Linked DNA regions of Mus musculus: region 2 is linked to region 1. The links are chromatin loops, found by intact Hi-C in ENCODE. Cell type or tissue: left cerebral cortex. All regions are shown on one strand. Links, peaks and the distances in the headings refer to the core of each region. The heading gives the core; the rest is flanking DNA. Region 1 holds the start of Pde11a (phosphodiesterase 11A). Region 2 overlaps Pde11a (phosphodiesterase 11A).

Region 1 (16,480 bases), core at 8,481-16,480:
TTCCAATGCTATCCCAAAAGTCCCCCATACCCTCCCCCCCACTCCCTTACCCACCCATTCCCACTTTTTGGCCCTGGCGTTCCCCTGTACTGGGGCATATAAAGTTTGCATGTCCAATGGGCCTCTCTTTCCAGTGATGGCCGACTAGGCCATTTTTTGATACATATGCAGCTAGAGTCAAGAGCTCTGGGGTACTGGTTAGTTCATAATGTTGTTGCACCTACAGGGTTGCAGATCTCTTTAGCTCCTTGGATACTTTCTCTAGGTCCTCCATTGGGGGCCCCTAAGTCCCCTTTTTAATCTAGGCCCTAGGTCTTGGTCTCTCCTTAGCTATTTAGACCTGTTTTAGCAAGAATCCTACCTAATTGATTTAGCAGATTCCCATCTTTGGTATCCAAGCACCTTGTTCTGCCTTCAGCAAGAATCCTGTCGAATTTATCTACCTAGAATCCCCCTTAGCTCTGGCATTTCTTTCCTCTCACTGACCTTTCATCCTGCTCCTGGGCTTCAAGTCCGCCATTTGTTCTTCGGTATTCACTGTTGAGCTGAATTTTTCTCCAGCACCAAAATTTCCTGTTGTAGTTGTCCCTTAAATCAGCCTCATTTCTTTTATGTTTGGTGTCTCTAACAGTATTAGAAGGCTTCCTTGCTACCAACAGCCGTCTCCCGTCTTCATCAGCTCCTCTTTGTAGCCGCAGTAACTGTCGTGATCCTTTGGCCAGCCACGCGTAGACCATTTTCTCCCCAGCTTCTACCTGAATTTTGAGTGGTTTTACCTCCGCAATGATTCTCTTGCTCATAGCACTCATGTGATTTTGCTCCCTAGACAATGGCACCGTGGGTACAGGCACAATAGTTGTGCAGTACAATTTATAAGGAAGAGGAATCTCATAGTTATACATAGAATGGGCTTCGACCTGAATTAAGTGTGTCTGGATAGTGCAAGAAAAGAAAATAAATTTACTAGTATCTAAAATTGTCAAGCTATGCTAATGTCTCCTAAACTTAAACATTCAAGGGAAGAACACGTATGGTAGCTAGAAACGTGTTATGATGATGAAATTTGAAACAGTAGGTAGTCTCACTTCCAAGAGCAGGAGACTAGTGATTGGGAAAAGTTGCACTGATGTCATCAGGAAAACATTGAGAAGAACTGAGAAGTCAGATGACTGAATATAATCTGCTACCTTTAGTGCTGTCTAGTTTAATATCCTATCTTAATGGAGCACAGAATAATACGCCTGTTTACATAAGTCAGAATGCAGAATCTTCTCACTTGACCGTCTTGTGTGTCAGAGACAGAAATACCTTTAGGAAGTAGCAGGGCATTGTTAGATCTTTCCTCAGTTTTATCACACTGGGCGAAGTACTTCTCAGATGTAATGCTTGCGTTCACGTGGGAAGCGACATAACATTTGTTCTTCAAGAAGAATTGTTGAATTGAACCCTTGTGTACTGCAAGATCACTGTACATCACATACACACACACACGCACACGCGCACACACACACACACACACATACACACTGTGTTTAACACCCTGTTTACAATCCTCCATGTGTACTACCACACCATTTGGAAAGTTTGCTTGATTGCTTAGTTCTCCCTCTTCATCACCCACACTAACTCAGGCTCCCCGTGAGGTGATCCTTCTCACCCACGTGCGCATTGAAACCGCAGTGCCACGCAGCATCTGCTTGAGTTCCTTGCTGTGCACCCAGTGGGACCTCCTTTAAGCCATTAATCTAAGCAGAGGGTGCAGGAGGGATCAGGGTGCTACTGTTGGAGGTGAGAGGTTAGTGAGGCTCGCAAGAGCTGGTGACAGACACAGTAGGTAGAGAAGGCAGGGTTTGTAAAACAAGTGTGTGTGTGTGTGTGTGTGTGTGTGTGTGTGTGTGTGTGTGTGTGCTGGGTCAGCTCTCTCACTTTCTAGTGTGTTTTATTTCCAGAGCCACTTACTTAAATTCAGTCCTCCACTAAGGAAAAATTCAGTATCTGAAACAAGACTGCTCTGACCAAGAAGGCATGTGGGGCCATTCTCCTTACTCTCCCACCTCTTTCCTCTTTCCCTCTCAAAGGTGAAATTCTTGGATGTGGTGGTATACACCTGTAATCCTAACACTTGGTAGACTGAGGCAGAACGATACGGAGTTCCAGGCCAGTCTGGGCTACACAGTGAGAGTTGTCTCAAGAAACTAAAAAACAACCAAAAACAATCAATCAAACAACAAACAAACAAACAGAACACAAACCAAAAAGGAGAAAAGAAGGATGAAAATAGAAAATAAAAGAAAAAAAGGAAAGGAGAAGATAAGAAAAATCTCTAGAAACCCTTAAAGCCATACACAATGTAAAGGCGCAGAGACAGAGACCGGAAGACATCGGGAAGTTAAGAAAAGGGAGGGCCAGAGACATTTTCATAATCATAGACCTAGCTGGGATGTGGGATGTGTTCAAATGTGGGATTAGACCCTGGGTCCTGGCCTCCAATGTCTGACTTTTCTACTTTTTAGGCTGGATATGTTCAAGCACTTAAAACCAAGATCCACATCCTTTAAATTACCATCACCCATATTTAATGTCTGTCTTATAAAAATCTATAGCAATTTCATGGAATCAAATTTTTATTGTATTAAATCTGCTAAGAGCCTTAGGTTTAGTTATCCTTTTGGGGGTTTGGGGGTAGGATTTTGACATTGTGTGAAAATGCTGACTATATAAAAGACAAAGGTGGAAAAATGTGTGCCAATGTCTGCCATGGTAAGAATGTGTTCAGCTACAGTGGAAGACATTCATCAATTAATTTATTCAGTAAGTATCTGTTATACATTGTGGCATCTGGTCCCCAAAGACACCCTCAGTAAACATTGTCTCTAGGTATTCTTGCCTGGAAGTTGTAGGTTTGTTGGATTTAGTAATTAGCCAATTAAAATATTGTGTTGGCTTCCCCAAATATTTTGTTTCCGTATGAGTTATTGTTTTTCCAGCACCCAGTATCACTTTCCCTGCTAACCTCCACAGCTGAAGATCAGTCCACGGATTTTAGTTACAGCTACATGCCACGTGTAGATACCAACTTCTTCATCGTCTGCTTTGCTGTAGTGACAATATTTCAAGGACTTGGAACAACAACGGCCCTCTCCCCATTCTCATGGCATGTAGACTGTGGCCAGCTCTGGTTTGCTTCAGATGCCTTCCCATTCTGGATCCCTGATTCAAGCATTGACACTCCTGTTCCTGTTCCTGTTCCTGTTCCTGTTCCTGTTCCTGTTCCTGTTCTTACGTGGGAGGGAAGATCAAGAGCCCTGGAAGAGGCTCCCAGCGAGTCTCAAATAAAGCCACAATGCTCATTGTTCGTGCTTATGTTCCAAGACTCATTAAATGAACTCGAGACCCGAGGGATGGGAGAAGTCTTCTCCCCGCCACAGGAAAGACAGCAAGTCCTTCCAGCCACGCATGTCATGGATTGGAAGGAAGAATATACTGAATAATGCAGGCCAGTGACACACCACAGAGTATACTTGCCTTCCCTTTTCTCATGGTCATTGCCTACCATCCCTCTGGTGAACCCCGTCTTGTTGCATTTTGATGTAGCTGCTTCCCTGACTAATGGCATCCTAGGAAAGCTCTGCTTTGTTCTCGTTTCTGCTTCCTTTACTTCCTCATAGAAAGCGCTGGTGTGTCAGACTAGCTTATATCCTAGCTGGCAATGCTGCTTGCTGGCTTTGCCATCACTGTGTCTGTTCTGTGACGTCTCCAAGTCTCTGCAAGGAAAAAAAATCAAGCCATTGTAAAATCCGGTGGCTTGGGTTTTAGGCTAATGATGAAACTGTCCTGACATTTTACTCGCAGTGTGAAATAATTAGGGAACAGATTCTTTGAAGCTAGGACTAGAAGATTCTGATCTATTGTTATATCTGAGCGCCTCAGTCAAGATAATTGCTGTAAGAGCTAAAATTCAGATTTAGGAGAGAAAGCTCTCTTAACTGAATAAATAATGTCTTCTTTTTTTGAAAGAAAAAAAAAACATTTGTTTTATTTTACTTACTTATTTTAGTGCTAGGTCTCTGTTCTAAAGGGTTCCAAGGCTCCAGGAAATACTAATCTGTTGCCAGAATTCAAAAGCATTGACAACAACAAATAGGGAAATATGGCCACAAGGAATGGAAGCAAACTAGGCACTTTATGAAAACTACTGGGAATAAAAGGCAAGACTTACATTAAGGGAGAAAACTAGTTCTTAGGTTGGGCTGAAATGATTCCAAAACCTAGCATGATCTGCATTTCAAATAAACTGGCTTCTTGGAATTTTTCTTCCCCAGTTCAAATGAGTTTGCACTTTAAAGCTTGGGAAAATGTCATACCTCCTTAAACTTAAAAAAAAAAAAATCCACTAAGTGCTCGTGGGTGTTGGGCCATCCTCGGAGTGTGGTCAACCTACTAGGGTCCACACCCGAAAAGCAAACAGACTCTCCTTCCAAGAGAAGCCATCAACTGTCCATAGCTCTTCTGCTAAGGGTGGGGGCGTACAATCACCTCCATGCTCCATGCTCCACGCTGTATCATCGACTGGCTTCATCCTGTGCAGGTCTTGTGCTGGCAAACACAGCTGCTGTGAGCTCATGAGTGCAGCTGTCCTGTCGTGTCCAGAAGACACTGCTTCCCACCAGCCCTCCTGAGCTTCTAGATCTTAAAATTGTTTTGCCCCTTCTTCTGAGTTGTTCCTGAACCCTCTGTGTGTGTATGTGTGTGTGTGTGTGTGTGTGAGAGAGAGAGAGAGAGAGAGAGAGAGAGAGAGAGAGAGAGAGAGAGAGAGAGATCTAGTTGTCCCATTTGTGGCTAAGCACTTTACAGACACTCTGCATTTCAACCAGCTATGGGTACCTGCCTTAACAAACATCTACTGTACTGTTGTGATATGAGAGTCGCATTAAACATAATTAATGTGGGTATAGAAGTAATTTAGAGGGCAGTCTGATATTATGCCCACATAGCAAAATAGTTCACTCCTCACTCCTAGGGTCTATGAACACAGCAACCACGAATTCTTCACCCAATTTACAGCACCAGGCATGTGTTTCCTCCTATGGAGTGGGCCTTAAATCCAATTAGAAAGTAGTATGTTACCCCCATAATCTTCATGCCAGTCCTGTATCTTTGCATAACTATGGTGGCTAAAGAAATTCCATTTCATGCTAGGCATCCATCTTGGTACACACTAGCTGTTTGTCTCTGATGGCAGCCCCTGGACAATAAGTTTCCAGCAACCCTGGCTCAGTGATCCCTGACCCAGAAATATATAGCCACGACCGTCTGCTTTATTATGATCATGACGAACTGCTTTTTTTTTTTTTTTTTTTTTTTGGCTTCTGTAGCCAGCTTATGCAGACATTCAAGGACTATTTTGAGGTCACCTTGACTACCTAATCTCGGCAGAACAGAACAGCTCTTGACTTGCTTGGGCATGCTCAAGGTCTTGTTGTAACCTTTGCCTTTCAAACTCCTTCCCTCAACCCCCTTCAAGGAGGAGTCTCTAATTTTGTTCAACGATGGCTGTCCTGCTAGTAGCTTCAATAAATTCAACTCACTGTAGTGCTGATGAATCTGGTGTCTTTTCTAGGGAGTCTCAAACTCCACAACAGCTCATAAGGTTCACAGCTGGGTAAGACTGTGGATGACACCCCTGTCCCCTCCAGCAGCCCACAGAGCACCTTCTGGTACTATGAACACTATTCAACCTTGAAGGAGCTTCCTAGACAGTAATTTGACTCATCCATGTCTTGTTATCAAAGTGTGTATGGAGCAGTTTAATGAAATGATTTGCACAAACAAACATGCTTGAATCTCTCACCATTGTCAGTGTCAAATACCCTTGGCAGCTAAGGCTGAAGCTCATTTGATAGCGGGAGATTGGATAGAACTCTGGCTCAATACAGGATTGGACAGATACAGGCTAGGGCAGTCCCAGGGCATGAGACATTTCAAACAGGTCTGAGCTGTATTTTTATATTATGCAGCTCCCTTTCGGAATACAGGTACCATATTATAGCAGTATTGAAGGTATTCCACCAAGAGGGGAGTCACATAAAGAAGACATGGTGGATGGACACTTTATGGAAATAGACTCCTCAGAGAAGAACTAAACAGCCCCAGCCAGCACTGAATCCCCAGATATATACAGGGGGTCTGTCAGCAAAGCCTGGCTTCTATCTGAATGCAGCCACATGAGTGATCTCAATTAATGCTAAGAAGAACAGATGAAGCAAGGGTTAACCAACACATCTGTAAGATGCAGAAAAGTCATTGTTCTAAGTGAATAAGGTCTAAGGTGGTTTGATATGTTTCGGGCCCCCTTCCCTATGTGATGATCCCAGAGATCACCCAACAAAAGCCAAGGATTGCTTTAGAGGATAAAATCCCCTGCATTGGAGGACAAAACAGTTACGGGCCGGGCAAGCTTGGGAGACAGGAGCTAGAGATTCAAGAAATTAATACCAAATTATGGGATGTTTGAAATAGCATATATTCTCAGGTATGATAGTCCCTAGGAGATTTGACTGGCCATGCAAAGTCTTATAATATCATTATGTACTCTCACAATATCATACCTCTTCAGTAGGATTGCTTACGTTCATGAGGGGGTTCTGTAGCCTGCAACTGCCGATGTAGAGTGTATTATAACAGTGTTGATGGAATTAGCAGACGAGCAGAAGAGGGCAGAGTTACATAGAAGATTATTTGAGGTATTTCCTAAGGGAAATGCAGTTGTGTTTTATTTCTTAATGGGTCTTCTTTGAGGTTCTGTGTAGGTTTGAACACTTTCCTTTTTCGGCTCTAGGCCTGAGCTAGCCCCTGTTCCGTCTCTTTCTGCCTAGGTTAATTGACCTATAGGGTTCTGTCAACAGGTGCCAATGCTTCTAGGGAGGTCTGATCATTGACAGGAAGGAGGGGTGAAAATGAGCACGAGATATGTCTTCGTGATATCCTCCTTCTAGATAGGGCAGAGTTCTCAGTGTCCTGCGACAGCCATCTCTGAGCACTTCAAGGCAGCTACCCCTTTGCAAGTGTCTCTCTTGGGTCCCTGAAACCTTTCTTTCTGTCCTATGATCAGGGTGATTTCTCTGTAGTTGTGTCCTGGGTTGTTTAACTATCCCTGGAGTTTATCTATACTCTACCTTTTAAGTTAGCCTTTGTAATTTTGTCCTCTTAGAATTCCTCTGATCTGTGAGGGTTCTGTCTCCTGTTGGGACGCTGATGTTGTGAGGTGAAGAAGGGATGGATGGTGATTGAGGCACAGCAACACACAGCAGACTATGCAGCCTTCGTCCTCAGTGTTCTTAAACCTCCCAGCTTTCTACCTCAACAGCTAACACTTCAGGAACACCATGACTCCATGTCCCAGGCAGGGAACACAGATACAGCTAATTCAAAGCCAAATCAGAAGTGCCAAATCCATTCCCCCCAGGTCTCTCTTCTATTGCTCTTTCCACCCTGTCCAGTATTCTCAGCCCCCTGTTTCTTGTTTTGCAAAATGAGATCCAAGATCAAAGTCAGGGGCTTTAGGGTGAGTTTGCAGGTTCAGAAGTGTACTGGGCAGTAGTGGTGGTTGTACAACGATGTGAATATAATTAATGCCACTGTGTTGGACCTAAAAATGTTTCAGGTCATAATGGCACATATATCTTACCACAATGGGAAAATACATGTATGTATAACAAAACCGGAGTTTTTATTTCCGTCTTTTGTTTTCAGAGACTGGTGTGTTGTCAAACAGCATGCCTAATGAGCACGTCTAGAAGACTGTTTATTAAGCCTCTGCCTTGAGCACCTGGCTGGTTTGTGTTGGTCTGTGTTCTCTTCTCTGAGGATGCTTGGGGCCTTTCTTGCCATCACACCCAGTGGAACTGTTTTACCATCGACAGGACTATGCTAGGAAATGGATTTTTGATTTGTAAAAATTTTGTTGATGTATAATTCACTCATTTAAAGTGTATCGTACGGCCCAGCTTTGCAGAGTGGTGGTGCAGGCCTGTAATTCCAGATGCCGGGGAGGCTGAAGTTGTAATTTTTAGGCTTGCCTGGAATATAGAGTGAGCTCAAGAATAGCCTGGGAAAATTAGTGTGACCCTATCTGAAAAGAAGAAGTAAATGATGGCAGGGTGCATAGCTCAGTGCCAGGCCCGAGGGGCAGTCTCAGTACCACAAGATAAGGAACAGGGAACTGAGCACAATCACTGTTAGAACATTTTTATTATCCCACCCCTAAAAAAAAAATCTACACTTAGTTTTAGGCATTTTTCTTCCTTTTCTCATTCAGAAATTTGCCCTTTTTTTTTTCTCTTTCTAGTGGAGTTTCCTATTCTTTTGATATAAATGACATCATACAATATGACCCTTTGTGAGTGGCTTTTTTCACTTCGCATGGTGTTTTTATGCTGTCTATCTATCAGTACTTCATCCCTTTTGTGGCAGAGTGATATTTCATTGTATGACTATAGCACACTTGGTTTACCCATTAACTAATTGTTTTCATCCAATACTGGTAACAATGTAACTATCCATAATTTGGAAAAAAAAATCCTGGAGGTGGGGAGAAGGCTCTGTGGGTAAAAGCACTTGTCACCCAACCTGATGACCTGAGTCTGGACCCCCAGATGCCATGCAAAAGCCGGGCGCAGTCGTATAAGCATCTATAAACGCCATGGTCTATGGTGAGTGAGTGGGAGGTGAAGACAGGAGACTCTCCCGAAGCTTGTGGCCCAGGTAGCTTGGCTTATACAGTATCAAAACCAGCCTCTCCCCAAAAAGAGGGACAGCAAGACTCCTGGTCACCTAAAGGCTGTCCTCTGAGCATCACATGTGCCAGGGTACCCACACTCTCACATCTTGAGCACACGCACAAGCATGTGCACACACATACACACACGGGGGGGGGAGACACACACACACACACACACACACACACACACACACACACAGAGACCACTCATTTACTCACACTCATAAATCCATACTTGGAACATTTGCAGACTTCCATCGTACACACATTTCCATCATGGCTGACCGTAGGCTGGATGGTGGAACTGGACATTCATTGGAAACAGAGGGCAAAATAGGCACTTGTGAGCCCCTACTAGCCACTTCTAACAAACCATTAGCCATCCCTCCGATAGGTCACTGAAGTGAGCAGAGCTGTGACTGTAGGCAGGAAGGTTTCCACACACCAGTAGGAACACTAATGACACACACAGTAACCGATAATGTTTATTAAGCACGTTCTGTGATGGGCACTGTGCGGAATATTGTTTTTTCCCCTTTAATTCTTCATCCCCACTCACCTTCTTGGCAGCTATCACTTCCTAACAGACAGCATTCGGCTCCTGGCTCTCTGCCTCTAGTTGGTCTCCATGCTGTGCCACAGATACCCCACCGTGTTCCTTCTTGTAATGTTAGCGTGTGCTTCTCTGACCTGGTGTGTGTTGTTCAGGCTGTAACTCGGCTCAGTTTTCATCAGGTTTCTGCTGAGCTGTCCCCTCCTCAGAAAGGCTTGCTCACTGCCTCTTCCCGTTATCCGACTCTTTCCTAAGCTTCACTCTCCGTGTTCCCTATCACAGACACCCTGTTTCTCTGTGTATTTTTGTTTTTCTTCATCTTATAAGCACCAACTTGAATAGGTTGGACTTCACTATCTATCTATCTATCTATCTATCTATCTATCTATCTATCTATCATCTATCTATCTATTCTTCAAAGACTTATTTATTTTTCTTTTATGTCTTGCCTGCATGTATGTAGTGCACCATGTGCGTGTGTGCCAGGAGCCTATGGAGGCTAGAACAGGGCATTATTAGATCCCCAGAATCTGGAGTTAAGGATGCTTATAAGCTTCCATTTGTGTGCTGGGAACCAGGTTCTCTTCAAGAGCAGCAACGCTCTTGACTTTTCTCCAGCCCCTATCATCATCATCATCATCATCACCACCACCATCATCATCATCATCACCAGCAGCAGCAGCAGCAGCGGCGGCATCCATGGAGCTCAGGCTGGCCTTGAACTTTTGATCCTGATGCTTCCAACTCCCAAGTGCTGGGATTATGTACCTGCTTCATGTAGTGCGTGCTAGACGAGCTTTCTGCCAATCGAGTGATATCATCAGTCCTGGATTACAGCTTCAGAGGAGGGCATTGAAAGCTGTGTGAATCACACATCGATAAAGTTTCTTTCTTATAATTTTTGTTTAGTTTTCTTTTTTAATTAGATATTTTCTTTATTTACATTTCAAATGTTATCCTCTTTCCTCATGTTCCCTCTGAAAAGCCCCCTATCCCATCACCCTCCCCTTGCTCACTAACCACCCACTCCCGATTTCCTGTCCTGGCATTCCCCTACACTGGGGCATCGAGCCTTCACAGGACCAAGGGCCTCTCCTCTCATCGATGTCCAACAAGGCTACATATGCGGCAGGAGCCATGGGTCCCTCCATGTGTACTCTTTGGTTGGTAGTTTAGTCACTGGGAGCTCTGGGGGTACTGGTTGTTTCATATTGTTGCTCCTCCAATGGAGCTGCAAACCCCTTCAGCTCCTTGGGTCCTTTCTCTAACCCCTCCATGCTCTGACCCCATGCTCAGTCCAATGGTTGGCTGAGAGCATCCATCTCTGCATTTGTCAGGCACTGGCAGAGCCTCTCAGGAGACAGCAGTATCAGGCTTCTGTCAGCAAGCACTTGTTGGCATCCACAATAGTGTCTGGGTTTGGTGACTGTATATGGGATGGATCCCCAGGTGGGGCAGACTCTGGATGGCCTTTCCTTCAGTCTCTGCTCCACACTTTGTCTCTGTATCTCCTCTCATGGGTATTTTCTTCCCCTTCTAAGAAGGATCGAAGTATCCACACTTTGTTCTTCCTTCTTCTTGAGCTTCATGTGGTCTGTGATTTGTATCTTGGATATTCTGAGCTTCTGGGCTAATATCCACTTATCAGTGAGTGCATATCATGCGTGTTCTTTTGTGATTGGGTTACCTCACTCAGGATGATATTTTCTAGTTCCATCCATTTGCCTAAGAATTTACAAAACAACAACAGCCATTTCCTCCATCCTGCTGTGTTGTGAATAACAGAAGTAAAGGCTTTTCTTATATTCACATTGGCGTTCTCATCCCGGGGCTACAAGGATTAAAAGCAGGTGCATTTGGAATTAAATTCTTTGAATACCATTCATTTATTCATTTATTTGTTGTGTCTTGGTGGTAGTGGTGGGCAGCACTGAGGTCAGAGGACACATTTGAAGTAGGTGTCAGTTTTTTTTTTCCACCACACACATCCCTGGATGGAACTCTGGATGGCAGGCTTGGTGGCAAGTGCCTGTACCAGATGAAACATCTCACGGGCCCACTTGGAACTCTTGAACCAGCGTTCTCGATTCCTTGTGTTGTCAGAAGAGTACTTAAAGGGCACTCGACCTCATCATCCACTTTCTTGTTTCTGGTCTCAGTTCTGGCACACGTGACTCAACTGATGCATGGGAGACGACAGTACAGTGACATGGTCCAGAGGATGCCTCCCTGGAGAGCCAAACTTAGGCACCTACATGCCAGCTGACTGCGAGCCCCGTGTTAAGTTACTCAGTTGTCCAGCATTTTCTATCTTTAAAGTGGGATAATAAAACTCTGTGTCATGGGCCTGTTGAGAGAATTTAATTATTATGTTCTGATGTCCACTTACTATGGTCATCAACCTAGGTCTGCCATATGGAGCCTCTGAGAATCCACGCTGGCCTCCTCTGCTGCCCTCTTCTGTCTCTCACCTCTGCGATTCCGCAAGAGCCTCTCTGTTGCCCTGGTTCTGCATCGGCTTGGTTCCAACAGAAGCAGAGGATTCTCCAAGAAAGGATCATCACCCTGCTCCTCTTTGCCTAACTTATAACCAGCTGTTATGAGTTAGCAGATCCGAAGGAAGCCTAGGGCAGGGCCAAGAGGAGTCTGTCTCTGTGAAGATATCTCTGTGCATGAGCCCCAAGACGTTGTGACTTTTGAGAAAGATCTCAGGAGGAGAAGGCAAGGAATCTCTCCGTGAAAGGAAGAGGACCGATAGATCTAGTGCACATGGGAAAAGGAGACCCGTGGTCCTCAGGCCCACTTGCCACGGGCCCCTGCTCTAAGGTTCTCCCTAAATCGGGGTAACCGAGTTTTACTCCTTCCTTCAATGTACAGCTCCCCTTCGTCACTGAGAGAAGGGCTGTGGTGGCGAATATCCCCGAGTTTCCTTAGATTTGAGAATCTCTTACACAGAGAACTTAAGGGGAACTAGTTTGATTAATATGTATTGCACGCCCACAGAGTGCTGGGCAGTCCGAGGAACCGAGTAAACTAAAAGTACAGTCTCATCCCAGAAAAAGAAACTGACTGACTCTGGGGACCCTCATTTCTTCGGAGCGCACTTTGGATTCTGATCCTCACAAATCATCAATATTTCTCAGTACTTGGACTCCCACCGAGCTCCCCAGGGCCTTCTGGAAAGCTGAAGGATGGGGCAAGGGGGCGGGGGGGGGGGGAAAGAGAGCGGAGCGGATCCGGGCGGGCTGGGGAGGTGAGACTGGAAGGGCGGGGGAGAGGGGACACCTAGGTGCGTTCCCCACTCGGTACTGCACAGAGACTCTTCCAGGAACCGCCTGGCACCCTGGGCGGTGGACTTTGGCTGCTGTGCGCCCCGTCTGCTCCTCCCCTCCCATCCCCAGCAGGCTCAGAGCTTCACTCCGGGGCGTGTCCTGCCTACCTCGGGCTCACAGTGGTCCACTCAGCCGGCTCCAGTGGCGGTGGAGCAGCGACTGGCTGCGGGAGCCGGAGCAGAGGTGGCGCGAGCCGCGCGGGGAAGCAGCGGTGGCCGCGGCAGGCACCTGTGCGGAGCAGGAGGAGCAGGGCTAGGGTGGGTGGCAGCTGCCGCTCTGAGCCGCGGAAGGAGCAGGTATCTCCCAACTGGGATCCTGCTGTTCCTGTCAACCTCCGGCTGCCTGGCAGGAAGGTAGTGCCGAGCTGGGGACACTGGTGTGGGCAAACATGTGCAGCAACAACTAGAGGCCTCGGGACAGGTTAACGTGTGGTTCCAGAGTAGAGAGGAGAAGCAAGGGGTGCCCTGGACCATGGCAGCCTCCCGCCTGGACTTCGGGGAGGTGGAAACTTTCCTGGATAGGCACCCAGAGTTGTTTGAAGATTACTTGATGCGAAAAGGAAAACAGGAACTGGTGGACAAGTGGCTACAAAGGCACACTTCTGGACAGGGGGCTTCAAGCCTGAGGCCTGCCCTGGCTGGCGCTAGCAGCTTGGCTCAGAGCAATGCTAAAGGCAGCCCTGGCATAGGTGGTGGTGCTGGACCCCAGGGCTCTGCCCACAGCCATCCCACGCCCGGTGGTGGGGAAAGTGCTGGGGTTCCCTTGAGTCCCAGTTGGGCCAGTGGCAGCCGGGGTGATGGCAGCCTGCAGCGGAGAGCTTCGCAGAAAGAGCTGAGGAAGAGCTTTGCCCGCTCCAAAGCCATCCATGTGAACAGGACCTACGATGAACAGGTGACCTCCCGGGCCCAGGAGCCCCTGAGCAGTGTCCGGAGGAGAGCCCTGCTCAGAAAGGCCAGCTCTCTGCCCCCCACCACAGCTCACATTCTAAGTGCCCTGCTGGAATCGAGGGTGAATCTGCCTCAGTATCCCCCTACGGCCATCGACTACAAATGCCACCTCAAAAAGCATAACGAGCGCCAGTTTTTCCTGGAACTGGTCAAGGACATCTCCAATGACCTTGACCTCACCAGCCTAAGCTACAAGATCCTCATCTTTGTCTGTCTCATGGTGGACGCTGACCGTTGCTCTCTCTTCTTAGTGGAAGGGGCAGCTGCTGGCAAGAAGACGTTGGTCTCCAAGTTTTTTGATGTGCACGCAGGAACCCCACTGCTCCCCTGCAGTAGCACAGAGAACTCAAATGAGGTGCAAGTCCCCTGGGGCAAAGGTATCATTGGCTATGTCGGGGAACACGGAGAAACTGTTAACATCCCGGATGCCTACCAGGTAGGACCGCTTGTCCTCGGCTCCCCAGCCCACTGGCTTGGCAGCCATGCCTTCCCTCATCCTTTGACCACCAGGACCACTTCTATTTGAACCCTTTGCAGATGTTATTTAAGTTCTTTCTTGAGTTTTGTTAGAGTGTTGTATCGTCTTTGACAGAATGGTGCTTTCCTAGCACAATGGCTTATGGGAAGTTAATATATCACTCGATAATACCACGTGGATCTCTGTCAAGATGTAGCCTTAAGATGTCTGTCTGTATGGCTTTAGAGTGGATCTGTGAACTTCTAGAAAGAGATGTAAACTCCAGAATCTCAGTGTTATCGTGAAGAAAATGGGTGTTTTGTGTCTCTGGTGTCTGTGGGGGATGGGGGTGGAGAGGCGGGGTGGGGGGTGAGGGTGGGAAATAGCGATTTTCATGTTGTAGTTCAAGGTTGGAAGGGGAACAGGGGACCTAACTACATACTTGATGCCTACGGTTCCTCTAGCTTAAATTTGCTTGAGTTTCAAGGTAGGAAGACAGGGACCTGTGACTGGATCTGTGACCCATTCAGGTCTTCTTCATATCTGCCTCAGTAGAGTTTAGAGAGGTTGGACAAATAAAGGGACAAGCCACTTTCAAGCTTGGCTACAGCAGGCAGCTCTCAATAGGGGGAACCAAGTAGAGGTTTAGTTTATGAAATGCCCCCATTGGTATATTTTTAGCAACTGCCAAGGCAATGGGAGCAGTGGACACGCTAGATTCAAGTGGATAAGCAAGCCCAGCAGGCTGTTGTCTGGTTGTCCTGTCTTTTCCTTTTTACAGTGATTTGAACTTGGTATTGGATGCTGGATCTGAAAGGCAGTCAGTTCTCATTCCTTCAGTTCCTGAGTGGTGGAGCTGGGTTCCTGAGAACGGAAAGTTCTTTCTTACCCTTGGTCCCGTGGTCATCTCACGACTATATCTTGTCTCAGGGAGGCATGTGTTTCTCTAGAGTTTGGGTGCTTTTGAGAACAACTGCAAAAGTTTGTGGGAAGGACATTTATTCTCCATTCCATCTGAAAGGTTACAATTCTACACAGATCCAGGGAATGGAGCCTCAACTAAGTCTCTGAGTTTTGTGAGATGTCTGTCAGCAATGCCCCTCTAATAGCAAGCAATGCCTAAGAAGACATTTTGTTAATCTTTTGTTATTGATTAGTTAACGTTATTCTCTATATCCTTCTGAAAGACTCTGAGGATGAGCAACCTAATTATGATTTTCAATAACTACCTACCTCTGTAGTCCTAGAAAGCCATGGGAAGAAATGAAAACATTTAGTAATTGATATTTTGAAGAGTCCCTAAGATATCTGTAAAGATCACAAGTTCTTTCCCACACTTGCTACAACCCTGCTGTGTGCCCCAGCTTCAGATGTCCCTCCTGGGTTGGATGATACCTGTAGAATCTTGGACAGTGGGCTTTGTTATTGCCCTTACATTTCTTTTCATCCACAATCGGGTTTCCCCCTCCTATTTCTATGGCTCTCTCTGTAACTGTTCTCTTTGTGCTCACAGCTTTCATTTGATATTGTTCAGATATGGCACTTTGTTCAAGACCATACTTCCTGGTGTTCTCAGCTCCGTGCCTGTCTCCTTGATGCGGAGAATTGTGGCTGTGGAAGTTGTCGTGGGCAGAGTAAATCAGGTTTTCTGTGGCTGTTGCTTCCTGTGAGCTTGGCCTTTATCCTGCAGACCAAGTGTAAAGCAAGTTGCTGTTTTGTATTTGGAAGCTGCCTTGGGAGAAGGCAGGTTTTCTTTTTCATTTCCCCCCAGGGCAGTAACAGTGGCTATAAATAAGGCAGGTTTGTTGTAGACTTGAGGATGGCAGGTGCGGTGCTCCAGGGAGCCCGAGATCCCGGTCACTTTAGTTTCAGTTGGTTTTGCTGAGAAAGGATTATTGTTGTTGTTGTTTGCTTTATCATCGGCTTCTGCTATGTATTTGTGTATTTATAGTTGTTGTGTTTTTTATTGTACTTATGATATTCTCGGATGAAATCATTTTTCCTTTTGTTTTAATGCATTATTGTCACCATTAGAGGGGTCTAAACAGAATTACTTAATTTCACAGTCTTTATTTTCCATTCCCAAAACGGGACAGATACATCTACCTGGCAACTGTTACCATGTGGACATGCGATGAGATGCTGTACCGAAGTTCCTAAGATGGTACTTTGCACAAGGCTATTACTTGAGAAATGGCAGCCGTCTGTGATGATGGTGCTGGTGGTGTTGTTCCCTTATCTGAGAATGGGCTGTGAAGTCAGGACATTTTACCAATCTAATCTCTCCCTGAGCCAAGCTTCCTCCTCAGGGTAATTGTTTTAGAATCAACATTAAATCCAGAGACTTTATAAACAAAACAATCATTCTTCTATTTTTTTAAAAAAGATTTATTTATTTACTATTTTTACAGT
Region 2 (8,000 bases), core at 1-8,000, 80 kb after region 1:
TGCTGTTTTAGGTTGGATGAGAATGTCACACAGTCAGGTCTTTTTCCCTTCATCATGTTGCTTAGAGGTTCTGAGGCATCTGGTAGGACATACTCAGGTATGAATTAAATTCTATAGCCAGTGTGTGTGTCCACTGCCCCTACCCCAATGGTAGAATGTGCTGGTAATATCTGGCTGCACTCAGACTGGACATCATAAATCCACCCTGTGTTCCTGGCAGTAATAGGGCTGGGGGGATCAAGAGAGCTTCAATGTTGAAGAGGACTCCAGTGCCTCAGGTGGAAGGCAATTCTGATGGAGAGGTCCTGACGCCCTGAGAACACAGAGGACCAGCAGCCCTCCTTAGGGAGTCAGTGCGTATGCACCCTGTCAATCAGAAAGCTATTCCCTCTGGAAGTGGGGACATTCATGAACAACAACGAAGAACCTTGCCAATGCATAACCACCAGTGTTCGATGCCAGCAGGTCAGTTAGTAGTTCCATTTCCCCACTGCATACGTGGCATAAAATCCCTAGTTTGTACATAAAGGAATTCATAGGAAAAAAAATAACGTCTGTCTTGCAGGGGAAATGAGCTTTCACTTCCTCGATTATTTGTAACCCGCCTCTGACTATGACAGGGAAGATTTAGCCGTGGGCCAAGTACTCTGGACTTCATTCATTCTGCACGACCACTAATAGCTTTTCCTCATAACCACATCAGAGTTGAAATTGCCTCAGGAAACAGCGTTCCCCATCTCCAGTGAATTGCTTATCTCTCCTAAAGCAGACCACATTGCTCACGTTGTCATGTTTATGTATTTTCTGACGTAATAGAAGCTCTTAGACTACGAATTGTTCTAGAATATATAATGAATATTGGGGCTCTTTGAAAAGAACGCTATGGAAAACAACCAAATCAGACTCCTGTCACCAAAACAGAATATATATCGGACTGTGGATGTCATGAGGAGGCATGGCTTGTCCTCTCTGAGAAATCACATAGAGATTTTCCAATTCAAAACAATGTGTGTTTATGAAAATATTATACGAAGTTTGGAGCTGCTGGAAAAGCTGATTAGTTCCAAGGAAATAATAGATTCCGTAAGATCTCAGAAAGTCTGTCATTGAGAGAAGTCAGGGCAGGGACTTAAGCAGGAACCAGGGTATAAGAGCAGAAGCACAGGCTACAGAGGGGTGCTGCTAACTCACTGGCTTGCTCCCCGAGGCTTGCTAAGCTCACTTTCTCATAGTACCTGGGACCACCTGCCAAGGCATGGGCTCATAGTGGACTGGGTCCTCCTAAATCAATTAGCGATCAAGAAAATGTCCCCACAGACTCGCACATAAGCCTTTTTGAACTTGGCAACACAGTCAGGACTTTCCACGACTGTGACCATGGTCCAGATGAATAACCAAAATATTTGCTGACTGTAAAATAGAACAGATGTTACCAGGTTCTGCTGATCTGTACCTGACAATGACACCACTGTGGCTTTTACCTTTACAGACACTGCATTCCTGAGCTTTGGTGACAGACCTTTGGGGCAAGAGCTTATTATTGGTCCCCAGCTAATAAAAGACTCTAATTTGGCCTTATTGCATGGTGGTTTTATAACTTTCCCACCTGTGCTATAACAAGAGTATTGAAGCTTAAATAGCATTTATTTTCTTCTGACAACTATAATTCAACACATGGTATCTTGAAAATTAAGATGTTTACTTTGAAGACCTAAGACTGAATGTAATATTTCCTGGATCACCCCCCCCCCCCCATTTCTCTGTTTCTCTGTCTCTGTCTATCTTTCTCTCTCTCTCCCTCTCTCTCTCTCTCTCAAAAAAGAGATTAAAATTTTCAGTTATGTCTTTATACATAATCAGAGTTTAGGTTCCATGAAAATACCGTATCCTCCAAATATGTTTCCTACTAGCATCCCAAGGTGGATAACTGTGTCAGCGTTTTGTGACTATGACAACGTATCTGAGAACATCTCAGGGAGGGAAGGTTTACCTAGACTCATCGTTCAGAGGTTTCAGTCTGGAGTCAGCTGATTCCATCACTTTGGGCTTCGGGCAAGGTGAATGACCCAGGTGATGGAGGAAACTGTCTACTTCATGGTTCCTAAGAAATGGTGGAAGACTAGACGTGGTCACAGGACAAAAATGTGTATCCTTCAAGGGCTTGCTCCAGTGACCTGCTTTTCCTGTCTAGTCCTCCTGCCATCAAGTAGTTGATCCATTGATGAGGTTAGATTGCATATGATCAGATTACAATTCAAGGTCCTACCCCTGAACACAGCTGTGTCAAAGACACGGTCTTAATATATGAGCCTTTGGGGGATATTTCATATGCCACCATCAACAATCATGGCAGCATATACTCCTTTGTGACATAGTAATAGCAACCATATTTATTAGACAATTCACAAAGGATGGATCTAGGACATCCTTTGAGCCAGCCACAGGTTTTGAACCACCAAACATCAAGATCAGACACCTGAAGCTTCAATGTGGGAGAGGGTGATGACAATGTGTTTACTGAGACATCATATGTTGTGTTTCTTAGAAGTTTAGAGTGAAGATTTTCATAAAACTTAGAAGACATGAGAAAACACAAGATTTGTTTTGTGGTGATGGTGGCACCTGGGAATTTGTCAAACTGTATTCACTGGAAGACTCTTTAGGATAGTTAGTTGATGTCAAGTCCAAAGAAAACTCCATTTCTCCCAATTCTGGAGGTTAAACAAAAATTAGCATTCCTCAGGAATTTGTGAAGTTATCCCTCTCTACCAAAAAGAGCCATTTCCCTTATCACTGACAAAAGGGACAAATGACTTTCTCTGGTACCAAAGCACATGCTGGACCCAGGCTTCTTCATGATCACAAGTAACTGTTACACATTTCGGAGTCCTGTGCTGGCATCCAAGTTATTCTCACCTCCCCAACCATACCCTAAACTTCCCTAGCTCACAGGCTTCCCTGCCCTCAAATGCTCATTTCTCCCCGTAACCTTGCCATTTCAGCTGGACTTTCTCTTTGGTCCATGCTCTCGTCTTCCTCTTGTTCTTTCTCTCTCTGTGTCTTAGTTGGGGGTTTTATGGCTGGGAAAAGACACCAAGGCAACTCTTATCAAAGACAAATTTAATTGAGGCTAGCTCACAGTTTCAGAGAGTTAGTCCATTAAGGTCATGGAGGGGTGTGTGGCAGCAAACAGTAAGACTTGGTACTGGAGAAGGAGCTAAGAGGTCAGAAGGAGACTGGACCACACTGGGCATAGCTTGAGGATAGGAGACCTCAAAGCCTGCCCCCACAGTGACATACTTCCTCCAACAAGGCCACACCTACTCTAATAAGGCCACACTTCTTAATAGTGCCACTCCCTGGGTCAAGCATTTGAACGTATGAGTCTATGAGGGCCAGACCTATTCAAATCACCATCCTCTCTCTCCTCTTCTCTTCCTATTCTGCTTCTGCTTCTCTCTTGGCTGGTATAGTCTCCTGGCCAAGTTCATTCTACTACTTTATCTCTGCTCTGCACTCTTCCAGAGGGTTTGGCTGTTCTCTCTCTCTCTCTCTCTCTCTCTCTCTCTCCTCCCCCGTCTCTTTCTCTCTCTCCCTCTCCCTCTCTCCCATATCTACAAGGAAAACCTTTCCTTTAACCATACCATGGAGCAGCCGTGTTGTCAGTGTATACAGTTTAATACAGCTGATCAACTTGTAATGGATGGACTGTAGCAACAGAAGAGAAGACAGTAACTTAATAAAGACTTCTCTGGGGGACGGTTCTACAGACACTGAAAACCTAGTAATAGAACATCATCTAGTTATTTATGTCATAGCACAGAATAAAAAGGCAAAACTATGATAGGTAAAAATGAAAATGGAACAGAAAATTTTCTTCAGTCTCTTGAGTTCTATATGAAGAGAGTAGATTCCATCTTAAATGTAATTGTCACATCCAGAGTGTTTATTTCTGAACAAAATAAACCTAGAAGCAATGATCGTTCCCCACTCATGCAACAGCTTTTGTCTGGAGGGAAATAATAACCCATGCAGAGATGTGAAACTAACGTTCATAGAGTGACTCACTGTGTTACACACTTTCTCCTTATTATCTATAACTACCCACTTGATGTGCATTATTCCAGCTTAGAAGAAAAGTGTGATTCAAACATGAAACTTTTAACTAAGGATATTGCCCAGGCTAGTGGTTTTGTAAGGTCCTGACTAATAGTCATCCTATGATGGACTAATAGTCACCCTATGATGAACTAATAGTTGCCCTATGATTATTAAATACTTGGGAAAATACTTGGTTGGGGAAGAGTAGAAAGTTGGGAATAAATAGCTGATATCTCAGAGTTCCTTGTCTCTCTCCTGTCTTAGGAAGGCTGGAAGGTCCTCTGGCTCTTAATTCTGGTGGTGAGAAGAACTGTCCCCAGAAAGCAGAGAACAGCTGGAGGGGCAGCCATAGGTCTGCAGTGTCAGGCCTGGCTAGAGAGGCAATCTGTACTGTCAGGCCTGGCAGGGTTTGTATTTTTTAATGACAGTTTCCACACTCTGAATTTTTCAATAAAAACAAATATTTGGGATTACAATAACAAGGCCAACTGACAAGTTTGGGAACAAATACAAATGACATTTGCAGTTAACACACCTAGATGCTGGGGACAGAAATATGTAGAAGTATTCATTTCCTCACCTCTCAGAATGGATTTGGGGGTGTGTCAGTACATGGGCAGATGGGCTGAGTGGAAGTCATTAAGAGAGAGCTTACTTAAGCCCTGAGTCTGTGGCACTGTCTACTCTATTGGGCCACACAATATTAAGAAGTCCTGGGTGGGTGACATATGTTCATATGTAAGCCCTTTAACTTTTCTTAAACATTCTAGGAATCTGTTGGTCTAAGCCTCATGAAAGCAGAATTTCTTAGGTGATAATAGCTGGGCTCCTTTTTGCTTGACACTCCATCATGGCTGGAAATCTCTAGTGATAAGAGAAGGAAGAAAGAACTTCATTTCCTAAATGTCAGCTGCCCTCCAAGTTTTACACGCTCCCTCTCTCCTTCTCTTTCATCCTTCCTCCCTCTTTTCTACCCTTTCCTCCTCCCTCTCTCCCTTCTTTCTTCCCTCCCTCCTCCCATTTCTCCCTCCCTCTCTTCCTCCCTTCTTTCCTAGAATCAAGTATAAATGTATGGGAGCCCAGCCAGCCACATTACCCATGTTAGCTAGCAGGCTATATTCACTGTTATTTACTCAGCCCTTCTGACAATGATGCACCATCACAAGGGTAAATTGTACGAGTCTGTTGCTCTTTTCCCTCGCAAAGGGGTGGTTATTTTCCAAGAGGCTCCTTAGCACCTCATTCAACAACTCTCCTCTCAGGTCCATCCCACTATCCTAGCAGACACTGGGCACCATGCAGACCCTTCTCAAATTGCCATATGGCATCACCCCTATGTGTTCTTCGTCACTGGTGGCTTTCACTTGTGTGTGTTGAATACCATCCTACACACTCCCAAAGCACTCTCTTGTTGAATCCTTGGATTGTTGTGAGGTATATACCATGACTAGCCACCATATCTGTGAGAGAAAAGCCAGAACACCCAGGAAGCATAGCTGCAGTGGACAGAGGAAACCCATGGGCAGTGGGAAGGCAAGGACGCTGTTGCTGGAGGTTCTGCTTTTGTCCAGCCTCCTGGCTCCTCAGGACTGATACGTGGCAAAGAGGAAGATGTAGCTAAGAGGAGTTTTGGATGGACTAGCCTGATGGTCATTGCTGCAGTTCACTGCCCGGAATGTCAGTACAGAAGGCGATTGCAGGGGGCTTGTCATGCTATTTCTGGATATTGTACTGTCATTTCTAATTAATTAATTAATTAATTAATTAGTTAGTTAGTTAATTAAAACTTAATTAATTATTATAATTAATTAATTAAATTTAATTTTGTGAGACTGGGTCTCTTGTAACCACAGTTGGTCTTAAACTTCTGGTTTTCTTGCCTCTGACTCCTGAATGCTGGGATCATAGGGATGAGTCACTCTGCCCAGTTCTTGATTCTTTTTTGTTTCCATAGTTGCATGCAGATTTGGCCCTCCCAATCTTATACTAGTTTGGGACAAGAATGAACAGTGCATGTGATGGTCTGTTTGTCTCCTTGTGCTTTTCTTGCTGCCTGAAGAACTTCTATTTGTGAAAGCTCATGGTCGATAGAAGGGGTTTGTGCAAGATTGCGCGCTCCAAGGGTGACTCCAGCCATCTTCAGTGTCACATGGAAAGCAGTGAGAAGCAAACACAAGCACCTGGGCACTGTCCCCAGTGCTCTACAAAGCCATTTATTAAACCACTGGGTTCTAATTGCTATGAAAAGGTTTGCTTTTGTGCCACAACTTTTCTTTTCTTTTCTTTTCTTTTCTTTTCTTTTCTTTTCTTTTCTTTTCTTTTCTTTTCTTTTCTTTGTTTGTGTTTTCGAGACAGGATTTCTCTGTGTAGCCCCGGCTGTCCTGGAACTCACTTTGTAGAACAGGCTGGCCTCCGAACTCAGAAATCCTCCTGCCTCTGCCTCCCAAGTGCTGGGATTAAAGGTGAGTGCCACCACGCCCGGCTAGCTTTTCTTAACATTGAAGTTTAAGCATAGAAATTCTCTTATTTTATATAACAGAGCAAGGCAGGTCGGAGAAGGGACATATAAGAACAGCTGATCATGGACCTCACTGAGCTAGCAAGCTGCAGTCCTCCTGCCTCTGTTCTAGCTCCTCCCTCTGGGTTCTTACCTGGAGCTCTTGCCCAAGTTTTCCACAGATCGCCAATGGATGGTCGCCTGGAAGCATTAATGAAAATAAACTCCTCCTTCCCTCCGTTGCTTTTGGCCATGCATGGGGTTTGCTACAGAGACAGGAAGCAAACCCAACTATATCCTTACCTACCTTCGGCAATATGGTGGTGATTTTTTTTCATTAGAGTATTATCTGTCCTCAAACTGTAATGCATAGGCTTCTCTCTCTCTCTCTCTCTCTCTCTCTCTCTCTCTCTCTCTCTCTCTCTCTCTCTCTCTCTCCTTGCTGTACAATGTACGGAGCAGCAAGAAATGCCATGCATTTTGCAGTGTATCATGTTAGCTCTTCCACTTAGCACCAGTCTAAAACCAGAACAACTCTGATAGACTCACAAATTACACTAGGTCTTTTTGAATAATAGGCACATTTCAGATCTTTGTATAAACCATTTCTCTTCCCAAGCCCTCCAACAATTACACAGCAAGAGATAGTTATTTTGGGATTGATTGATGGCTGCTAAGTAGAAGTGAATCAAGACCAGGGAAAGGCAAGCACCGTGTACTGAAGATGTTCTCTATTGCTAATTTGTTTTCTTGGTTGACGTTCCCTTGGGAGACGGTTTTGCCATGCATTTCTGGTGAGATTCCCCTACTGGTTTCAGTATTCTGGACCGGAAGGTGACTTTTCTAGGCTGTCACTGCTAGTTGCCCTGCTTGGTTGACTGAAACAATCGAATTACAAACATGTTTGTATCACGTGTATCCCAAGAGAACTACAGTTCTTAGTCCCACTCCCCCGCCTGTGTGTGTGTGTGTGTGTGTATGTGTGTGTTGGGGGTGGGGGGAGGTACTTGTGCATGGGTGTGCACAAGCAGGTGGAGGCCAGATGATAACCTTAGATATTACTCCTCAGGGTGTGTAGTCTACCCTAGTTTTTGTTGTTGTTGGTTGGTTGGTTGGGTTTCTGTCTTGGTTTGGTTTGCTTGTTTTTGAAATGGTCTTTCATTGACCAAGTAGGTTAGATCATACAGCAAGCCCGAGGGATCTCTCTCTCTCCCCCACCAGCACTGGGGCTGCAAGGGTGCACCAGTACATCTGGTTTATTTTAAAAAGAAATAATTTTCATTGAATTTGTGCTTTATAATTTCATACATGAATGCAGTGAAGTACATTCTGATTACAGTCACTCCTACGTATGCCCATTCCCACCTGGAAAACCCTCTCTCCTCACTGCAAATCTCTTCCC

What was found. A loop is a pair of places that touch in the nucleus more often than their neighbours do. Peaks named below come from ENCODE experiments on the same cell type or tissue, not always from the same donor. Only the 100,000 strongest peaks of a DNase experiment are listed, where the experiment ranks them.
Region 2: a loop joins it to region 1, with 8 times the contacts of the local background. A loop is called at or near these places in 4 of 42 quality-filtered maps.

What each region holds. Positions count from the first base shown.
Region 1 is chr2:76,335,263-76,351,742 of GRCm38, reverse strand. It overlaps Pde11a (phosphodiesterase 11A), which reads left to right and starts at 12,805. Exons shown (of 20, transcript NM_001081033.3): 1 at 12,805-14,047. The coding sequence starts at 13,136. In left cerebral cortex, for the core only: no CTCF peak of the experiment used is centred there; a DNase peak (open chromatin) is centred at 12,809; H3K4me3 peaks cover 601 bases.
Region 2 is chr2:76,255,571-76,263,570 of GRCm38, reverse strand. The region is part of intron 2 of Pde11a (phosphodiesterase 11A); the gene reads left to right. Among named protein-coding and RNA genes, the nearest start is that of Pde11a, 79 kb to the left of the region's middle. In left cerebral cortex, for the core only: no CTCF peak of the experiment used is centred there; no DNase peak of the experiment used is centred there.